2 separate regions of the Homo sapiens genome follow, and region 1 is linked to region 2. The links are chromatin contacts, found by Hi-C or POLR2A ChIA-PET in ENCODE. All regions are on one chromosome and are shown on one strand. The core of a region is the stretch at or near the end of the contact, and the rest is flanking DNA. Distances in the headings are between cores, read along the strand shown. Region 1 holds the start of OR52N2 (olfactory receptor family 52 subfamily N member 2). Region 2 holds the start of TRIM34 (tripartite motif containing 34).

What was found. Hi-C counts contacts between places; a loop is a spot of excess contacts on that map. ChIA-PET counts read pairs that join two places held with the same protein, here RNA polymerase II (POLR2A). Pooled maps may share reads with other maps.
Region 1: a map of naive thymus-derived CD4-positive, alpha-beta T cell shows a loop between it and region 2 (8-fold over the local background). The contact joins the promoter of OR52N2 here to the promoter of TRIM34 in region 2. A Hi-C loop is called at or near these places in 1 of 168 maps with a recorded cell type or tissue (naive thymus-derived CD4-positive, alpha-beta T cell), 4 of 37 single-sample maps with no recorded cell type and 13 of 50 pooled maps. POLR2A ChIA-PET finds 5 or more read pairs at or near these places in 3 of 52 experiments (T-cell, activated naive CD4-positive, alpha-beta T cell and naive thymus-derived CD4-positive, alpha-beta T cell).

What each region holds. Positions count from the first base shown.
Region 1 is chr11:5,806,047-5,811,290 of GRCh38, reverse strand. It overlaps OR52N2 (olfactory receptor family 52 subfamily N member 2), which reads right to left and starts at 2,367. Exons shown (of 2, transcript NM_001005174.3): 1 at 2,237-2,367.
Region 2 is chr11:5,623,088-5,627,826 of GRCh38, reverse strand. It overlaps TRIM34 (tripartite motif containing 34), which reads right to left and starts at 2,826. Exons shown (of 8, transcript NM_021616.6): 1 at 2,767-2,826. The region is part of intron 7 of TRIM6-TRIM34 (TRIM6-TRIM34 readthrough); the gene reads right to left. It also overlaps a transcript of TRIM5 not described here. RefSeq lists enhancers at 2,308-2,407, 2,778-3,047, 3,138-3,217.

The DNA.
Region 1 (5,244 bases), core at 1,118-3,617, 180 kb before region 2:
ATTATTCAGAGTTTCACTATGTACTTACTTTTGCCAGTGACTTTTATTCTTTCATACGTTTTCATGTCACTAATCAGCATCCTGTTTTTTCAGCTTTAGCATTTCTTGTAAGGCAGGTCTGGTAGTAATACACTCTCTTAGCTTTTGAATTTCATTTTTATATTAAATCTTACATATCAAGAATAAAACAGGTGGCCAAAGTTTAAATTATATTTATATATCATATTTTATAAATATTTTAATATATTTTGTGTTTAGCCACTTTTGCCAATAGTTTTTTCAAAAATTATTTTCTCAACTTTCTGTATTACAATAAAAAAATTTTTATCTCCAAGTAGAAAGCTTTTATCATTCATCTTCTTAAACCTTTTCATTGTCTCTCTTGTTCTTACCATAAACCCAAAAATGACTCTATGAAATTACCTGACATCATAGGCATAGGGCTCTAGGTTTAGTATGAAGCAAAACAACAATAACAAAACAACAAAAAGGTAACATATTAGGTTAAAAAAAAAGATTGTGTACTATAAACTCAGATAGAACTGGCCCCTGATTTGAGCCCACTTAATCTTGTTTTCAGTCCCTTCATGTGTGGCACATTCATTCCTCAAAACCTCCATGCCGGCCATTTCCTCTTCCTTAAACAGTTCTTACCTCCCATCCCCCTTCCACAATGTTAACACCAGCTTATCTTCTGTACCACCTTGAGCATTTGTTCCTTCTGAAAGTCTTTTCTGGTATTTGTAATTTGTGACATTACATCTCATACTTATAACACATTCCTTTGCGTTTTTGCTTCATTTGACTTTTCCCCTACCTTATTTATTTATCTTTCCATCATAATTCCATTTTAAAATGTTTTGGGATTTTTGAGGGCCTCTTAATACAACCTTGTACTTTCCTCCTCAGTTCAGAGCTGAGACACACAGGAGACAAGGAGTTGACAGAGAATGTCAACAATTTTATGATATACATCTGGGAAAATGAGGCTTTAGATTTTTCAGGCAAAATACCTTGTTCTGCCTTGCCTCTGATTTAGACTAGCTTGCTCATCCAGTCCCTAGCATAGACACATACAAGTCTCTTTCGGAAAGCTTGGCCACTGACTTTGCTAATGTGGACAGACCAGAATGCGTGGCCTATTCAGGCAGGGAGATTGACTTCTGTGAAGCGTCAAGGCTCAGCATATAGCTCACCCATAGCTCACTGATATCTGATGCTTCTCCCACTCAGAGGAATGAGTTATGACAAGAAGAATGTTGTTCTAAATGAAGTCCTTATACTTGAAGTAATAAGTGTAGAATAATTAATTATACCGTTTTCCCAAATCTCTCTTCCTTTCCTTAAACTTACTGCTATTTGTTCTTTCTCATAATACAGTATCTTCTTGTACTAAATTCAGATTGTGATAGCCTCTCCTGCATGACTACTGGGTAAATAACAAAAGGAAGGCAGAAATAAAGATGTTCTTTGAAATCAATGAGAACAAAGACACAATGTGCCAGAATCTCTGGGACACATTTAAATTTCTTGTCTTTAATTAGCCCACAGAATAGTGAAACTATCCTTGGGCAATGGTAATCATTTTTCAGCTTTTTTATAGAACTGCTTTGAAAATAGCTTTACTTTTTTTTTTTTTTTGAAAGACAATGTAAGATACAATAATTTTCTCTGAGTTCCTCTTCAAAGATTTAGCCGCTAACTTCCTGGTCTTTTGTTCTCAAACTCAACTTTCCTTTTCCTTAGTTACTGTAAAACAGCCTACCGCTTCCCATCAGCTCTAATCAATAACTCACATCTGTTCCCGTAGTTACCTGGACTCATTGTTCCCCGGAAACTGCACATCTCACATGCCTCACCACTGTACCCCGTGTTCCCCTTCCCTTCCATATTTAGAAAGATATTTGCAAGTAGCCAATCTGGTCAGCTCAGCCCATGGGGGAGTGACACAGCCCATGGGGGACCCCAGCCCATGGGGGAGTGACACAGAAGTAGAAACTGTCAGAGATAAAAGCTCCCTGCTCTCCTTCCTTCCCTGTGCTCTTGTGATCTTGATTGATGCGAGTGGCACCCTTCTACAGAAGTAAATTGCCTTGCTAAGAGAACTTTTGCCTAAGTGTTGGTTTCACTTTGCGGCACTGAGCATTTATTCCTAGAGCATTTTTACACCCAACAACTCTGGGGGCTCATCTGGGATCCCCACTCTCCTTCAGAAAGGGATCTTCAGTCATCCTACCCAGGGGAGACGCATTCCAATGCCCCGTTGCGGTAGTCTCAGGGAGGGGAGATCGGGACCCACCCATTGTGATGAATAAACTCGGACTCTCAGCAACGCGAGGAGGAGAGGCTTGCAATACCGCGGTGACCAGGTAAACTCTGTGCACAGATCAAGGTAGGAAACGTCACAGGGGCGACAAAGTACTTCCTTGGTGGTTGGGGGCCGTGGGTCGGGGCATTCTGGAGGTTGAAAGTGCGTGAATGGTAGCAAGCGCTCCTGCTGCGCAGAATGAATGAGTCCAATCTGTGGTTCTGTGGTCACCTCATATGGGGGTCCCATCAGGGGTTTATGCTGACCCGCCATCAAGGCTAAGAGGAACCTGAAATATTCCCACGAGGGAAGCGGCCAGAGTGGACAAAGCGAAAGGATGCAAAGAGCCTCCAGCAGGTGGGGCTAAAGGATAGGCGAATTGAGCCTCAGTTACGATTCCAGTGAAGGATAGGCAAGAGGTCCCCTAACACAAGGGGTTGAGCCACAAGGAATCCCTCGCCAAATAGGCGAGAAATCCCTAATATGATGGGGTTGAGCCACAGCAATGCCCCGTTAGGCAAGAAATTCCTAATATGAGAGATTGCGCCTAGCCAAGACCCAATATGGGAAATATTACAAGCAAAAATGGTAAGAATAGTAACAAAGATATATACCACCTGATAGTCCCCTAAGTCTCATGAAAAAGGATATGAATAGTAACAAAGATATACCACCTGATAGTCCCCTAAGTCTCATGCTAAAATGTTGGGAAGATAATGAAAGAACTAAACATAAGAAAAAGCAACAAATGATAAAATATTGCTTTTCTATTTGGACTCAAAGACCTAACCTCAATCCGTCAATCTTCTGGCCAAAGTTTGGGTCAACTGAGGATATACTATGTCAACTTTCAGTTTAACATGTAAATAATAAAAGCCCAGTTTCTCAAGAAGAACTGGACTATGCTCTTTTTTGGAGGCAAAGACCTGTCCTCCCTTTCCCTTATGCACCTGCCCCTACTGTGGAGACAGTGAAGGAGGGTTCTCAGAGGATCCTAGCAAAGAAAACAGCACATAGGATTCCCTGGACCATCCTTTACCTAATGCCCCTAGTCCCCCATCTAATACCCCCAACCCTTCCCCTCAGGCCCAGCCTAAGTCCTCCTCTGTGAAAGGAATCCAAGCTCCTCATTCGCCAGGTGGCTTTTGACAGGCTAGCGACATCAAGGATCTGCCTCAACATGTTGTCGTTGTCGTGCAGCCTCTAGTGCGCCCCCACAGCAGAAAAAGCCCATGCTCTGCCGCAGCCTATGCCTAAGCAGACTACATTATGGGACATATGCCTTACTTTTGCCAGGGTCAAGTAATACAGGCTTCAGATGCGGCTCCAAGCAGCTAGGCATCCCCGCGGCTAAGTTTCCTGAACAAGTAGTAGATAATCTTTCAGCTGATATATCCGCTAGCATTTATTATGGGTCAGGCCAGTATTAAAAGTGAAAATATCCACCAGAAAAGACTTTGATTATTTAAAGTCACTTATATTAAAATGTACCACCAGAAAAGTATTACATGTGTATAAGTACGAGTTTAAAAGTATAGTTTAACATTAATGACTGATAATTCGCTTAATCTAGCAAGTTTCTTAATGAGATATCCAAAGCTAAAAAGAAAGCACACGTGTTTAGATTTAACTGATTACAAACGTTCGGCCAAACTTAGAAGAAACCCTCTTCAGGAATGATTAAGGGAAAAAGAACGCAACAGGTGTTCAGTAATTAATAAAGAAGTTCCTAGAGAAATTTATAAGCTGTCTGCACTTAGTCAAGCTTTAAATTACCTGCAGGACCAGGAAAGAACCATCTGTACTAATTCTAAATATGCCTTTACAGTGGCTAATACATTTAGCAAATTTCAGACTGGATTAATAGTAAAAGTCAAAGCCTTGTTCATGAGGAGTTAATCACCCAAGTATCTATTGTCCATGTCCCCAAGCACCAGAAAAGCCTGTCTTTTAAAATAACCTAGCAAATCAGATAAGCCGAACAGGCTGCTGTTTCTCCTGTAGGCACTAAAGGGAACTCAGAAAAACATTACCCATTAAAGACCCCAAGCGATGTATAACACAGTCAAAGTTTATATGTGTTTAGGAATTTATACCCTTAGCCAAACAAGTCTAGAGACTTGGTTGCCATAGATGAAATGTCTTCTATCTTCCTATTACCCTAGTAAGTCCAAACTACCTCCCAAAACAATCTACTGCCAACATTCCTACATACTTGGTTTATCTTCCACTTTCTCTTCCCTCAGAACTCAAAATTTTCCGGTACAGGTGCCACCCCTAAAGTTCCCAGTATATTGACACCAGCCTGAGGAGCTGGCCTAGTGCTTCAAACCACTGAAACTGCAGTCCAAACAGCAAGAAAAGATGGACCCATCATACCCGAGTCAAGAAAGCACCACCATCCCCAAAGTCATGGACCATTATTCAAGGGAAAAAACCCCTCAAACTAAAGTTAAGGAAAGTTTAACTCTCTTTTATCTATTCTATTACCCTTTCTTCTTTCCTCATTCTATTGCTGACCTTATTATCAATGTAACTAAGTCAGACTCATCCCAAATCATTACCTTTGAGGCTTGCCTTGTTATGCCTTGTGAAGAGGACGAACAATGGCAAAGGTATGTCTCTCCTTTAGAAAAACACCTCTGCCCCTTCAGAGAAACCACTGACCTCACACCTTGCTCATGGTGGGGGTACCAAGGCACCTTAAGTTAGGAGATACGTTCTCAATGAGCAGATGTCATCCTGACTGCCAATGAACACGGCGAGACCTCCCCAGAAGGCTGTACCAACCTAAAATCTTACCTCCTCCTTACCAAATGAACCACCCCCTCTAATTGCCAACTTTACCATTGTAACCCAGTAACTATCTCTATTAATGCTGCTACCTCTACCAACCATACGCTTCCTTTAGAAGGCTTTTACGGCTTAGGGGCAGA
Region 2 (4,739 bases), core at 1,577-4,076:
ACAATATCCTAGACACTTCTTCTGGATTCTTGGTCAGAAACTGCCAATAAGGAAAGTAGAGCCTGTTTTGACATCCAGAGACCCTGAGAGCTCAGAAACATTGTAGCATCTCCTCCCCATTCCTCTGTGCACTGAGTTCTTGCTTCAGCTACTCCTTAGAGTCCAGGGCCCAATCTATACCACATTAATGACTCTCTCCCCAAGAGCTGTAGTGTTCTGGTCAATATATCTCCAAAAAGCTATTTTTTAACATAGAATCATTTTCATTAAGCAATCCCTAATGTCTTTTTCTGTCTGTTACTTCGTGAGAATATGCTGAAAGAGTTTTTTTTCAAATTAGTTTCCAACCACCTCAACTGCCACCACTCTGGTAGAAACCACCTGAATTCAGGAAATTGTTCTTCCACTAGTCTTGCTGATACTATCATTGCCCTTCCTTTTTTTTTGAGACGGAGTTTTGCTCTTGTTACCCAGGTTGGAGTGTGGTGGCATGATCTCGGCTCACTGCAACCTCTGCTTGCTGGGTTCAAGCGCTTCTCTTGCCTCAGCCTCCCGAGTAGCTGGGATTACAGGTGCCTGCCACAACGCCCAGCTAATTTTTGTATTTTTAGTAGAGAGAGTTTCACCATGTTGGCCAGGCTGGTCTCAAACTCATGATCCACCTCAGGTGATCCACCCGCCTTGGCCTCCCACAGTGCTGGGATTACAGGTGTGAGCTACTGTGCCCACCCATCACTGTCCTTCTTCACTCTGCTCTCATCTCTGTTCTTACATCAGTAGACAGAGTGATCACCTTAAAGCAGATGTCAATCATGTCACTCTCCTGTTCAAACCCATGCCACCCAGAGCGAGGCCAGACTTCATAATGGTCCAGTTAGGTCCACATCACACATGCCTTCCCACTGCCTCAATCCTCAGAGCTCACCATATTTTTTTTTTTTTTTGAGACAGAGTCTTGCTCTTTTCCCCCAGGCTGGAGTACAATGGCGAGATCTTGGCTCACTGCAACCTCCACCTCCTGGGTTCAACTGATTCTCCTGCCTCAGCCTCCCGAGTAGCTGGGACTACAGGCATCCGCCACCACACCCGGCTAATTTTTGCATTTTTTTAGTAGAGACACAGTTTCACCACATTGGCCAGGCTGGTCTTGAACTCCTGATCTCTGGTGATCTTCCTGCCTTGTCCTCCCTAAGTGCTGGGATTACAAGCGTGAACCACCGCGCCTGGTAAGAACTCACCTTTTATGCCTCTCCAGGCACACTCCCATCTTAATCTTCCACACTGTTCTCCTTTTAAGCCCGTGGGAAAAACCATTAAAGCCTTTAATTTCCTCGCATTCTTAAGATTCTACTCAAATGTGTTCTTACAATGAAAACTATTTAAAACTTTCATAAAAACTATTTAAAGTTGCAAGGCCTTCATGAGGTCTTTACAGAGTCATTACCCTAATGTAACTTCTTGAAGATGTTACTCCATAGTATTAGTCATCTTCTTGTGTACTCTAACATTCATCGATATGGTCTATGATCACTTTCTATTTGGATGTAGGCTTCCACGTATATTTCATATTTATTGAATGTTAAATGGATGCTAATTGCACGTTTTTACATTAGCAGCCTGCTTTATAATCAATTTTATCCCATATGTTGGGTCTTGTGCCTGACTAGACGCCTCTGGGAGACAGTCAGTATGTAGGCAGACATGGATTCTACCCAGGAGTAAGGCAGAGACACAGGATGGCAGTTACAGTGAACTCTGAAGGGTGAGAGCAGAGGCCAGAATGGCATGTGTCAGAATATCTGTAACATATCAATCAAGGTGCAAATTGCTCACAAGTGAGCTTAAGATAGGACATACTCTATATCAAATTCTTAACAAGAAGATTAAATCCGTGGGCTCCTTCTGAGCCCACAATGAACAACTTCTGTTAAGTAATTGTGAGCAAAGAAAAGCAATAACAAATTGAGGTTACAAATCAATGCCAAGGTGTGTCTAAGAGGAAGAATGATGAGGAGCAAGTTCTGAGACAGGTGAAGACGCTGGTAGCACATGGGTTACTGAAGTAAAAGTAAACAGGTATGTTCAGGGATGTGCAAGGAGAGCCCTGAGACCTGCAGAAAGACATAGGAACAGAGGGAACAGAGCGGTGTGCGGCAGTCACATCACTCAACCTGCTATTGTCAGGGAGGCCAAGGACTAAGAATACGTGAGGATGGCCACAGAAAGCCCCTTAGTGGTTGCCAGGAGGGCAGCAAAAGAACCCACTTCAACCCCTGGCCGTGCTCCCATGGCTCCATTCTATCTGACGCCACATACTAGGAGCTAAGCCCTGCACACACTTGGAAAACAGAGACCTCCTTTCACCAACTTCTCTTTTGAGGAGGGAGTAGGAGGTGGAAAATAAGAGATCTTCTGTTCATCTCTTTGAGAGAGAGAAAGAGAGAGAGAGAATTGTTTCCTTTGCAAGGTAGAAAATCAAAATTATACAATAGGAAGGGAATGGAAATAGATTCAGCCTGGAGGAAAAAAAGACACCCCAGAAAACAAAGGCGGCCTTCTGCCTCTTTAACACTGCTTTCAAGGCTGTCCCTCCCCAGACTCTAGGCTGCTATCAGTGTGCACTCAAAGCAGGAAGCCTGCAAGCTAGCCTTTGCTCCCGACAGAGCAGGGGAGACTTGGGGCCATAAATCAAATTCCCCTAACTTCACTGAGAACTTTTCTCCTGGAGTCTCATACCCTCTACCCCCCACAAACCTCCCCACACACCTTCAGAGCAACAGAAATCTCGGCTCCTGGTTGAAGAGGTGAAGAAAAGCCAGGGTGGGTGTGGTCAGGATTCATTCAACAAATGAGGTTCCTCTGTGTGAAGAAGTCCCTCCCTCCTGAGGAGGAACTGCCTGAGAAATGAAAGTGAAATTTTTGGGGCTGTCAGGAAGAGAAAAGGGGAAGGAGCGTCTAGGTGAAATGAGCTGTGTAGTCCTTTAGAGCCTCTGGACAGAAGGTAATGCTCTTAATCCAGTGATTCTCGAGGGCAGAATGGAGGATTTGCACTAGATGGCACATTTGGCAATGTCTGAAGAGATATTTGGTTGTTAACTAGGGGAATGCTACTGGCATCTTAGTGGGTACAGGTCACAGATGCCGCTAAGCATTCTACAATGTATGGGACAGTTCCCACAGCAAAGAATGATCCATTCCAAAACATCAATAGTGCTGTGTTTGAAAAGCCCTGTTTTAACCTTCCCTGCCTCCCAGGCCAGCTAAACACCCAACTCCCCTTCTCCTACCACTTTCATGGTTGCACATGGTCCCTCGAATCAGTTTACCAATTTGAATTATCCTTCAGCTCCAACGATCCACTTGTGTGCTACCTACCAAAGTACCATGTCACCCGCTAGGAGATGGAGGATGGGTGGCGGAGAGGTGGATGGTGCTGAGAAAAGTTGGCTACAAAGGACCTGGGGAACTTTTGGGAGTGTTGGAAATGCTCTAAATCTTTAAAAGGGGTAAAACTTTTTCAAAACTCATCAAACTGTGCACAGTAAATGGGTGCATATTATTGCATATAACATATATATCAGTAACATTATTTAAAAATGAAAAGTCTTCCAGGTAATTTTTACGCGAATCTGAGGCTGAGAACCACTAGTTGTAAGTAGTAAATCAGGAGTTTTGTGCCCTGGACAGAAAGGGCTGCTTTGAAACTGAGGTAACCTTGAAATCAAACCGAACGAGGAGGAAACTTGAACAAGAGTTGCCACTCGTTTGGTCACAGGATGACCCCACATTGTGCCTCCACAAACAGCATGCTCCATTTTCATGAGGAATATAAGTTGATAGATTCATTTTCTGTGCTGTATGCATCAAAACAATCCTAGTCTACCTCCTGTAGAGCACATTACATAATAAAAGGTGCCACCTTTGGAAACCACCTGACAAGGTACAATTTTCATTTTTGCCCTCTCCATCTGACTCATGCATGGTGATCAAGGACAATTATAAACTTGTTGGAAGTTTAACAACTTTCCCACAAAAATGTATCCACATCCAATACCTTGGGAATATGCTTTGACTACTTTTAAGGGAGTCAATTACTATCAGGTTAGTGCAAAAGTAATTGCGGCTTTTGAAATTAAAAGTATTATAAAGCCAACTGTGGTGGCTCACACCTGTAATCCCAGAACTTTGGGAGGTTGAGGCGGGCGGATCACAAGGTCAGGAGTTCGAGACCACCCTGGCTAACATGGTGAAACCCCCGTCTCTACTAAAATTACAAAAAAAAAAAAAAAAAATTAGCCGGGCATGGTGGCATGCGCCTGTAATCCCAGCTACTCAGGAGGCTGAGGCAGGAGAATTGCTTGAACCCGGGAGGCGGAGGTTGCAGTGAGCCGAGATCGCACCACTGCACTCCAGCCTGGGTGTCAGAGCAAGACTCTGTCTCAAAAAATAAAAAAATAAAAATAAACAAAATAAATAAAAGTATTATAATAGCAAGAACCGCAATTACTTTTGTACCAACCTAATACTTTCAGATTTCTTTTCCTTATTTCAATATTGGTAACTAATACATTTAGATAGTGTAAAAGGGAAGAAAATCTCGGGACCCAAAAATCACTAAGCCAAAGGGAAAAGTCAGGTTGAGAACTGGTTAGGGCAAACCTGGCTCCCATTCTATTCCAAAAAAAGACAGCTACTAAGATAAAAAAAAAAAAAAAAAAAAAGCTCCAGACAGAACTCAA